2 separate regions of the Homo sapiens genome follow, and region 2 is linked to region 1. The links are chromatin contacts, found by Hi-C or POLR2A ChIA-PET in ENCODE. All regions are on one chromosome and are shown on one strand. The core of a region is the stretch at or near the end of the contact, and the rest is flanking DNA. Distances in the headings are between cores, read along the strand shown. Region 1 overlaps TAAR1 (trace amine associated receptor 1). Region 2 holds the start of VNN2 (vanin 2).

What was found. A loop is a pair of places that touch in the nucleus more often than their neighbours do. ChIA-PET counts read pairs that join two places held with the same protein, here RNA polymerase II (POLR2A). Pooled maps may share reads with other maps.
Region 2: a loop to region 1 is called in a pooled map, with 2.4 times the contacts of the local background. The contact joins the promoter of VNN2 here to the enhancer-like site in region 1. A Hi-C loop is called at or near these places in 1 of 37 single-sample maps with no recorded cell type and 7 of 50 pooled maps. POLR2A ChIA-PET finds 5 or more read pairs at or near these places in 2 of 52 experiments (both activated T-cell).

The regions. Positions count from the first base shown.
Region 1 is chr6:132,645,930-132,650,727 of GRCh38, forward strand. It overlaps TAAR1 (trace amine associated receptor 1), which reads right to left. Exons shown (of 2, transcript NM_138327.4): 2 at 1-200. The coding sequence starts at 74. Among named protein-coding and RNA genes, the nearest start is that of TAAR1, 11 kb to the right of the region's middle. Within about 2 kb of position 2,567, at least 2 of the 41 ENCODE cell types and tissues checked have a DNase peak (open chromatin) inside an H3K27ac peak, as active enhancers do.
Region 2 is chr6:132,755,561-132,760,640 of GRCh38, forward strand. It overlaps VNN2 (vanin 2), which reads right to left and starts at 2,344. Exons shown (of 7, transcript NM_004665.6): 1 at 2,111-2,344; 2 at 1,856-1,986; 3 at 283-475. The coding sequence starts at 2,323. RefSeq lists an enhancer at 4,691-4,880.

The DNA of each region.
Region 1 (4,798 bases), core at 1,317-3,816:
GAAGCACGGACATCATTTGACCAGTTGTTTTTCACACAGGAAATATTAATTATATTGTGGCAAAAGGGCATCATTCCTGAGGGCTGTCAATCAGTTTACTTTTCCCTTTGTGTGTTGATTTATCTTTTTCCCAAATCCATAATCAGGTTACAGTTCCTTCTCATGTTTATTTTTTATTTGCACATACTTATCCCAGAAACCTAGGAGGAAAAATAAAAGAGTAAATCATTGGCAATTTGAGTCCTCTCACTTCTAAAACATTTACCTATTACTCTCTGTTGAAGAATAGTTATTTTGGAAGGGACTTTATTTCCAAGTTCCATTCAATAGTTCAGTACAGCAATTTTTAAAAAACTTTTACCTGGAGCTGGACATTCTTCTAGAAATATGAAGCTAAATTATTAGGTTGAACTATATGAAACTGCCACATTTGTAGGTCAGAGAAGATCAAATGATGATTATGATCACACATCTTAATCTATGGAAACAATCTGTGTCCATAGGAAGCCAGTCTAGTGGGGGAGACTTACATTGTAAAGGGTAGAAAGAAATTGCCAGAAAATTTGGAATTAAAATATGTTTATGAAAAAGACAAGAAGTCTTTTAAATGTGCCTCTTGTGCAGAATTAATACGCACTATGCCCACTTCTGCACTTGGTCATACGTAAATTATATATTTCTTATTTTATAATTAATTGTAATAAGAAGAAGCTTACATATATTTATTTGCAGCTTGCAAAGTACTTCTACATATATTCCATGCATTATTTCAGTTACAGTTTTATTTGACATTTATAAGACCAACATCATTTTTTGTAAGGAAGACATGACATGCTTCATTAACCTCATTTTACTGGCAAGAAATTGAAGTTTAATTCACAAATCATTAAAGCTTGAATATGAGCTGTGGTCTCAATTACTAGTTCAGTTTCTTTGATATCAGTCCAGTCTTTCTCTCTATTGCAGAAAGAACCAACTTGAGGTCAATTTTTAAAAATTAAGCTTTAAATTTTCATATAAGAATTTATGATGTCTTAAATAATGGCACCTACTAGTGAAGAATGATATTGTGGTCCCACTTATTAAGGATTTTTGATATACAGACTAAAGTCTATGGTAAGAAGTGAAGTGGCATGGTGCAAAGAGCACTGAGGTGAGAGCCCAGGGAAGCTGAGTTTCCATGTGGGCCGTGGGCAAGGCACACAACCTTTTTAGTTTTTAAGTTCTGAAATCCAATAAATCTCACTTTATAAAACAGGTAAAAAAAATTATTATGAGTAGGCATCTTCTACTAGGCCTCCTCTTCTTGTACTTCACTGAAGAACCTCAAAGTTCCAGGGGACTCAGTTTGAAACTGTCCCTTTTGTTTCTATATGACCCTGTAATTCTGAGCTAAATTCTAGAACTTGGACTTACACACACACATACGCATGCACACACACACACACACACACACACACACACATATATAACACATACACAGACATGTACATATATATAAAGAGAAGAGGGGGGAGAGAGAGAGAAAGGAAGAAAGAAAAGAGAGAGAAAGAAAGGAAGAAGGAAGAAAGGAAGGGAGGGAGGGAGGAAAGGAGAGGAGGAGGGAAGGAAGGAAGAAAGAAAAAAGAAAGGAAGGAAGGAAGGAAGGAGAAAGGAAAGAAAGAAAGAGAAAGAAAAAAGAAAGAAAGAAAAAGGAAAGAAAGAAAGAAAGAAAGAAAGAAAGAAAGAAAGAAAGAAAGAAAGAAAGAAAGAAGAAAGAAAGGAAGGAAGGAAAGAAGGAAGGAAGGAGAAAGAGCTTGGGGAAGAGTACAAATTTCTGGCAATGAAGTCCTATAGTCTATCACTTTGGTAGGAAAATGCTAGAAAACAGCAACAATTCCTAGAATTCCAGGAGTCTGCCTTCCTTTTTATCTTTTTCCCTTCCCTCTGGGCTGATGGTTTAGAATGAGAGAAATGCAATATCTAGGTATGAAAATGTATATTTTAATAAATTTGGAACATTTTTCCCCTAATCTCCTTTGGTCTTCTATTCCCAGAAGGAAACATATTTATACCAAATAAATCTGTAAGATTTATTTAAAAAGACACACAGGCTCATTCCATGATAGAAGCTAAACAGCAAACAAAAACTGTTATTTAAACTAAGCAATATTTGAATTACGATTATGATTTCATTAAAACAATGATGGATTTCTTACTATGAAATTTAAGTTTGCATTTAACTAAACTCAATCAGTTAAGTTATATATTTTCTAGTTAGACTTTTCCTCCACTATTTCCCTCTCTTTTCCTTCTTTCTTTTACTTATTTGTTGACTTACTAAAGGAACCACACAACACTCAAAATCACTGTTCAGAAGTGTTTATTTATTCCTGACTCTTAAAAACATTTCTTCCTGATGTCATATTGAGTAGGGACTCTCAGTAGGAACTAGGGTTCAAAAAGAAGTAAGGGAAGGTGGAAATAAAGCAAAATACAAATTTCACTTTTAGAAGAGGAAATTCACAGAAGATGAAAACGCCATCTGGCAAATTCATAGGCCTTGTTTTTTGTGGCTCTGACCAAAATGACTCAGAGGTTACCGCAAGCTCATATTTGCACATACTGGTTTAAGAGACATCAAGCCTTAGGCACAGTATCTTAGAAATTGTTGATAGTATGAATGCCACATCTGTAGAATAATTTGTCTGCCCAACTTAAAGAATATTAAACATCATTGTATGAGTGCTTTTTGAAGTGTTATAAATTGTTTTTGAATAGATTTATTTGTTTAAGTGCTCTATGACAACATTGTGAGTTGAAAGCTTATCTAAGGACCTGGCAAAATAGTGTTTTTGTTTCTTTTCTTTCAGCTTTAAGAATTTACAAGCTAGAGATAATTATTATCTGTATATACAAAGTTTCCAGGTTGAATATACAATAGCAATATGGGAAGTTAACAAATTGCTGTTTGATTACCTAACTAAGTAAACAGTTCTGTGTAAATGATCTAATCATCTAATGTTTGAAAATGACATATGAATTAAAAATATGTTGATAGAACTTATAGTTTAAAATAGATCTGTCTAGCAAGGCAGGAAATCCCGGGCAGAGTGCCTCAACTTTCCAACAGAAGGTCATGAACACTAACCCTATCATAAGCTTTGTCCCGGATTCCATTAACCACCCATTCCTAATTGTTCAGAATTTCATCTCTATACTACTCTACTCATTTCCTAATCCAAACCAATTTCCCATTGTGGTATTACTCACAAAACCCTTCCAAGAGTGCCCTTGGGGACTCATGGTCTTTATTCCATTTCCTAAAATTCTTTTTTTAAATCTGCTTCCCACTCTTTGTTCTAACTAAAACTCTCTCTCCTCAGGATACCTTCTCCCCTGCAACCTTGTCAATGGCGGCTGTTTTCTTTCCTACATTCCTTGTACCTCTTCATATTATATGATCTGGAGAAAGAGTAAGTGTCCACTTACACTCATTGCCATTGAAGATCTTTCCACCCTAACCTCTAACCCCTTGCAAGCTTTGAAGTTCATGTCTTCATGCTATACCTCTGTATTAGTCCATTCTCACACTCCTACAAAGAACTGCCTGAGACTGGGTAATTTATAAAGGAAAGAGGTTTAATTGACTCACAGTTCCGCAGGGCTGGGAAGGCCTCAGGAAACTTACAGTCATGGTAGAAGGGGAAGTAAACACATTCCTCTTCACATGGTGGCAGCAAGGAGAAGTGCAGAGTGAAGTGGGGTAAAAGCCCCTTAGAAAACCATCAGATCTCATGAGAACTCACTCACTATCATGAGAACAGCATGGAGGTAGCTTCCCCCATCATTCAATTACCTCCCACCAGGTCCCTTCCATGACACGTGGGGATTATGAGAACTACAATTCAAGATGAGATTTGAGTGGGGACACAAACCATACCAACTTCCTCCTATTGCAGGCATGTACAGACTCCCAAGTCATCTCTCTGTACTTCTTGAAGATATGAGTTCCTGGCTTACTGTCACTGTCCGTAACGCTACTCCTGCTAAAGTTCTTAGCAATTTTATTGTCCACCTAAATGATCCTTCCAATAATGGACTCTTAGTTCATCGACCTCTATCTTTTAACAATCATAGACTCGCCTCCATCTCATCTCACCTTCCATGGTCATATCCCCGGATGTCATTATCAATGACAAGAGTCATCCAAATGATTGGTTTCAAGCTTCACATCCTGTCCTCCCAGCCCATGTGCTTCCTTTCCAACAATTTTTCACTAGTGCTTCCTTTCCAACAATTTTTCAACTCGAAGCCCTCAATTCATTTATTTTACACACCTTTCCACTGTCCTTCATTTACTCATGTCTACCTCTTTACTCAGTTTAGATTCCAGTATTTCCTGGCATTATCTTAAGCTCTCTCACATTAACATACTTTCCTGGCTAAATTTGAACACTGGTTAAATGCAGTTTTCCTCTCACTCCACTCTGGCACACTGAATGTGGCATAGAAAAACACACAATAGCCTTCTTTTAAATTCGTAACAAAAATGGACCATTACAATTGCTCAGGAATCCTACTCCATTTCCCTGTTACATTCATTCCTCTCCTCTCTGAGATGACTATTTCATGCCTTCTTGAATCTCAAATACTTATTCACATCCTTACTCTCACCTAATGACTTTGCATTCTGTTTCACTGAAAAAAGTGATGCAATCAGAAGAGAATGTCCACATCCCTCCAGCCTATACCTGTTTACATATTCAGCCCACTCCCTTATTGCTGCAAATTACTGTAAATGAATGGACTCTCTCCC
Region 2 (5,080 bases), core at 1,094-3,593, 110 kb after region 1:
GACGGGGTTTCACAATGTTGGCCAGACTGGTCTCAAATTCCTGGCCTCAAGTGATCCACCTGCCTCAGCCTCCCAAAGTGCTGGGCTTACAGGCATAAGCCTCCACGCCCAGCCAAAAGTGTCATTTTCTTTATTGCCCACTTTCAAAAAACAAAAAACAAAACAAAACAAAAAAACCCTCTAGTAATATTGTATCATATAGGGAATGAAATTCAAACTCCTAAACCCAGCATTGACCACTCACAACACGCTCCATTTTACACGTCCGTCACTCTCTCTTACCTTATGGTAACGTGCCACGAGTTTTCCTTCTGTATTATACACCACATTGGTATTGTATTGAAAGTAGCCATTAGGAGGACATGTGGAGTCACGGGAATTACATGGCTTTTTGTCCCCCAAATTTGCCAAGACATAGATAGAGTTGTCCTTGGCCAGGCAGCTGAGTCTTGCTTGTACTGGTGTGTGACCAAATCTAAACCAAATTATAATTAAGAAATTTCAATTTTAAAAAAATATTTTAGTCACTTTATATGGAAACGATAGCAACTGTAACCACTTAAGTGGAACTTAAGTTAATACAAAAACTATGCCTAAAAATATCATACTTTAAAAGCCACAGATGATTATACACTTGATGAATGCTTCCCACACGGTATCTATTGCTCCAGAAATTCATTATTCGGTCTCCTGCCTCATCAAGGGTCTCCTCTCTACTGAAACATCCCATCAGCAATGAAATATCCTCTAGTACCTCCCATCTTTAAAAAATAAAATTAAAACCTCTTTTGACCTTTCCAAACATGCCCTTCCAAATATTGCTTTAATCCTCATCTCTCTCTTAAAGCAAAACTCCTCAAAAGATCAGTCCCTCTTGCTGTTGCCAGTTCCTCCTCTCCCATTCCCTTTCAGAGCACTCCAACTTGTATCTCTATCACCCAAACTCTTACTAATGCCAGCAGTGACCCCCACATTTTACCTGATCTCATCTTAACTTTTCAACAGCAGTTGGCACAGTTAATTACACCTCCTTCTGGAAACACCTCACTTCTCTATTGGACCCACCCTCTCATTTTCCTATTTATTGGTTGCTCTTCTTCGACTCTTCTGCTGATTCCTCGTTTTCTTCCGAGTCTAAACACTAGAATTTCCTAGTGCTCAAGCCTTATACCTAAACTCTTCTCTAACTCACTCCACAGGTGAACTCATCATGGTGTTTAACACCATCTATATGCTGACATTTGATTTTCTATCTCCAGATATAATTTTGTCTTTTCATGCCAGACTTGTCCATGCAACTGCCACGTTGACACCTCCAGGATGACAGTAGGACCCAGATTTTTAATATATATTAGAAGGTTTCTAGATAACCTTTTCCCAGGAAAATTAGATTTGTGAGCCTAGGAAAATGCAGTTTCAAAGCATAAGGTCTTATGATTCACTTGAAAATACATGGTGAAGTCTTTCTGCCTAAGAAGCAACTCTGGAATGGAGAGACTCTATAACATTGAAAGGGTGTCCCTTCAGCAGAGGCTTTGGAATGTATTCCTAACACAATCCACTGTCTACTTCAGAAATTAAGTTACTACTTGTATCTATGAGATCTCTTCCCTTAGTTTTTCTTGCAGGAATACCCTATTTACACATTTTCTCAAAATTTAATAAAGATTTTCAATCACAAAAGATTGTTAAATAGTATCTAAGTACAATTTTTTAAAATCTGACAAATGTTGAGATAAATATAACCATAACATATACCACATATATGGTAATTCAAGAGCAATCATTTTGCTTTGGTGAACGTGCGCATTTTAGAGAGTTACTTTTGCACAAAAGACTAAGATAGTTAAAATACCTGTGGGGGTCTTGACACGGAATCCAGTTCACCTGAGGGTCTGGGATATCCTCCAGATAAGGGAAAACAGTTTCCCTGGTAAATTTCCATCCATAAAGTGCATCTTCTGGAGTCACAATGATTCGAGCACCCTGTTCAAAACAAGCAAAATAAAAATGATTTTTCCATGTACAACACAGACAATTCAGCTCTCTCGTCTTCCACCAGCTCCCATGCCCCTCGTGTACATTATGATTAACAGAAATAAGAGAATACCTGCTCAGCTGCCTGCTTGATCGCTGTCTCCAGAATGTCTATATTCTCGTTCATGAGATTCAAGGCATCCTCCTGAGAAACTGGTGTTTCTGTTTTATTTGGCAAAATGACAGCATGTTCATACACTGCAGCTATAAAACTGTCCTGAGTACCAACCTGCAGGGTTATTAGGGCAAAAACTGCCACAGAGATTGGAAAAGAGGAAGTGACCATGGCCAAGGTTTAGTGATTTCTGAAAGCAAAAATAACATTCATGTAGTATTTACAGAGGGGAGAATGTTTGCATAACATGTGGCTGCCAGTTACTGGCCTTTTACTTTATCATCATTTTTCTTCTTCTTCTTCTTCTTCTTCTTCTTCTTCTTCTTCTTTTTTTTTTTTTTTTTTTTTTTTGAGGCGGAGTTTGCTCTGTCACCCAGGCTGGAATGCAGTGGCGCAAGCTCAGCTCACTACAACTTCCACCTCCCAGGTTCAAGCGATTGTCCTTCTTCAGTCTCTGAAACAGCTAGGACTACAGGTGCGCGCCACCACGTCCAGCTAATTTTTGTATTTTTAGTAGAGATGGGGTTTCACAATATTGGCCAGGCTGGTCTCAAACTCCTGATCTTGTGATCCATCCACCTCAGCCTCTCAAAGTGCTGGGATTACAGGCGTGAGCCACTGCACTTGGCCTACTTTATAATCTTAAGAACGCAATATATCTGACCACTTTTAAAGAAAGAAAAGTTGCAGTCCATTTAAGACAATCAGAAAGTATTACAGGGATTGAACAGCATGTACTATTAGTACTAAGATTTAATATTGAATTTCCAAAAGACACCCGAATTCAAATATAGAACAATTCCAGCTTTTGTTAATAGAAACTCATAACTAACTCTCGTGTAAAAAAATCACATCCCAACAAATATCTCATTTATTAAATTTAAAAATTGACAACAATTTTTTTGGTTCTGTTGAGTCACTTACATTGTGTTTATTTTTAGACGGGGGGGAAAATATTAAATACTTACTACTAAGAAAATGTAACACAGGACAATATTGATAACAAAATTTACCCAAATCTACACTCTGACTTACTTATTGCTATTAAGGACTGAAAACATGTGCTCCAGAAAAGCAGGATTTTGTGTCTGGTTTGTTCACTGCTGTATAGTTAGTGCCTACAGCAACAATACCCCGAGGCACCTAGGCCAGAGGAGGAATCTCAGCTCAGGGGCCCCAGGCCTCAGGATACTCCGCTTCTTTCCTTCTTTCTCTCTTTCACCCTTCCCTCCCCATCCTCCCCCTACTTCTCCTTCTCCTCCTACTCCTTCTCCTCCTTCTTTTTCCTCCCTCCCCACCCCCTGCTTTGGAGGAAGATGCCAGGGAAGGGGAAGAGTCCAGGATTGGTGATAAAGATCATCTGTGTTGTAATAAGGAGAAGATGTAACTTACATTTTTGTTAGCAGCAAATAACAACAATGAGTTTAAAAACAATGCTAACAGGCCAGGTGCAGTGGCTCATGCCTGTAATCCTAGCACTTTGGGAGGCCGAGGCAGGCAGATCACCTGAGGTCAGGAGTTCAAGACCAGCCTGGCCAACATAGTGGAACCCCCCATCTCTACCAAAAACACAAAAAGTAGCTGGTCGTGGTGGTGGGCGCCTGTAATCCCAGCTACTCGGGAGGCTGAGGCAGGAGAATCGCTGGAACCCAGGAGGCAGAGGCTGCAGTGAGCTGAGATCACACCATTGCGCTCCAGGCTGGGCGACAGAGCGAAACTCCGTCTCAAAAAAAAAAAAAAAAAAAAAAACAATAATAACAACAAATACAGGATGTGATCTCAGATGCCTTCTTAGGACATTCATATTCTCCCTTCCCCAGGCCCAATCCTGCCAAATAAAGGATTTGTTTTATTTTTATCCAGCCCTTTGGTAAAAGTCACGGAAATGCTTTTAGACAGCATAGAAGAGTAGGTACGATTAAACAAAGTTTATTCTGTGCTTTCCTTCTTACTGAGATAAATGTTTTGTTAAGAATGGGGCCTAGGGGCTATAAATAAGATCTGCTCATATTTTCTGCTTTGAATAGAAGTTTCTATTAAAGGAATAACTTTTCTTATCTCTATAGAGCAGAAAACTAAAAATAATTCAGGAAAAATGGTCAAGCCCTTTTGTGGAAAATGTAAAGGGATAGATATTTTTATGAATTTTTAGCAGATTGTATAATAGACTGTTAGTATATAACCATACTATCTAGTGTATAATTAGTAAATTAGCATAGGTGATTGGTATATAATAGATTATGAGTGCTGTTAGAGTTTAGAAATCATGTAACCCAAATGCCCACTTATTACAGGATAGGAATCTGAGGCATAGAGAGCTAGAGCGACAGAGCAGGATGTTCGCTTCTCATTCCTGATTCCAGAGTCTTTCCTTTATACCTAAAACAGCACATGTGTCTGTGCTCTCTTTTAATGTCTGCAACTGAGTGTCTGAACACTCGTGTCTTTTGGGGTTTTTTTGTTTTTTGTTTTTTTGTTTTGAGACAGAGTCTTGCTCTATTGCTCAGGCTGGAGTGCAGTGGTATGATCATGGCTCACTTCAGCCTCCACCTCCCAGGCTCAAGTGATCCTTCCACCTCAGCCTCGCTAGTAGCTGGAACACCAGGTACGCACCAACATGTCAGGCTAATTTTTGTTATTTTTTGTAGAGAGGAAGTTTCACCATGTTGCCCAGGCTTGTTTCAAACTCCCGAGCTCAAGCAATCCACCCACCTTGGCTTCTGAAAGTGCTGAGATTATAGGTGTCAGTCACTGCAGCCAGTCATTCATGTCTTTTAAAGAACCCAATTCAAAATGATCACCTTAAGAAGACCATAGGCAAATTTGCTAAGTGCTAATGAAATTTCTGATGCAGTTGATGCCTAATAAAAACAATTAAGCTCTTCCATCTCCATAAGTACAATTTGGGCCATGACCTACCTTCATTGA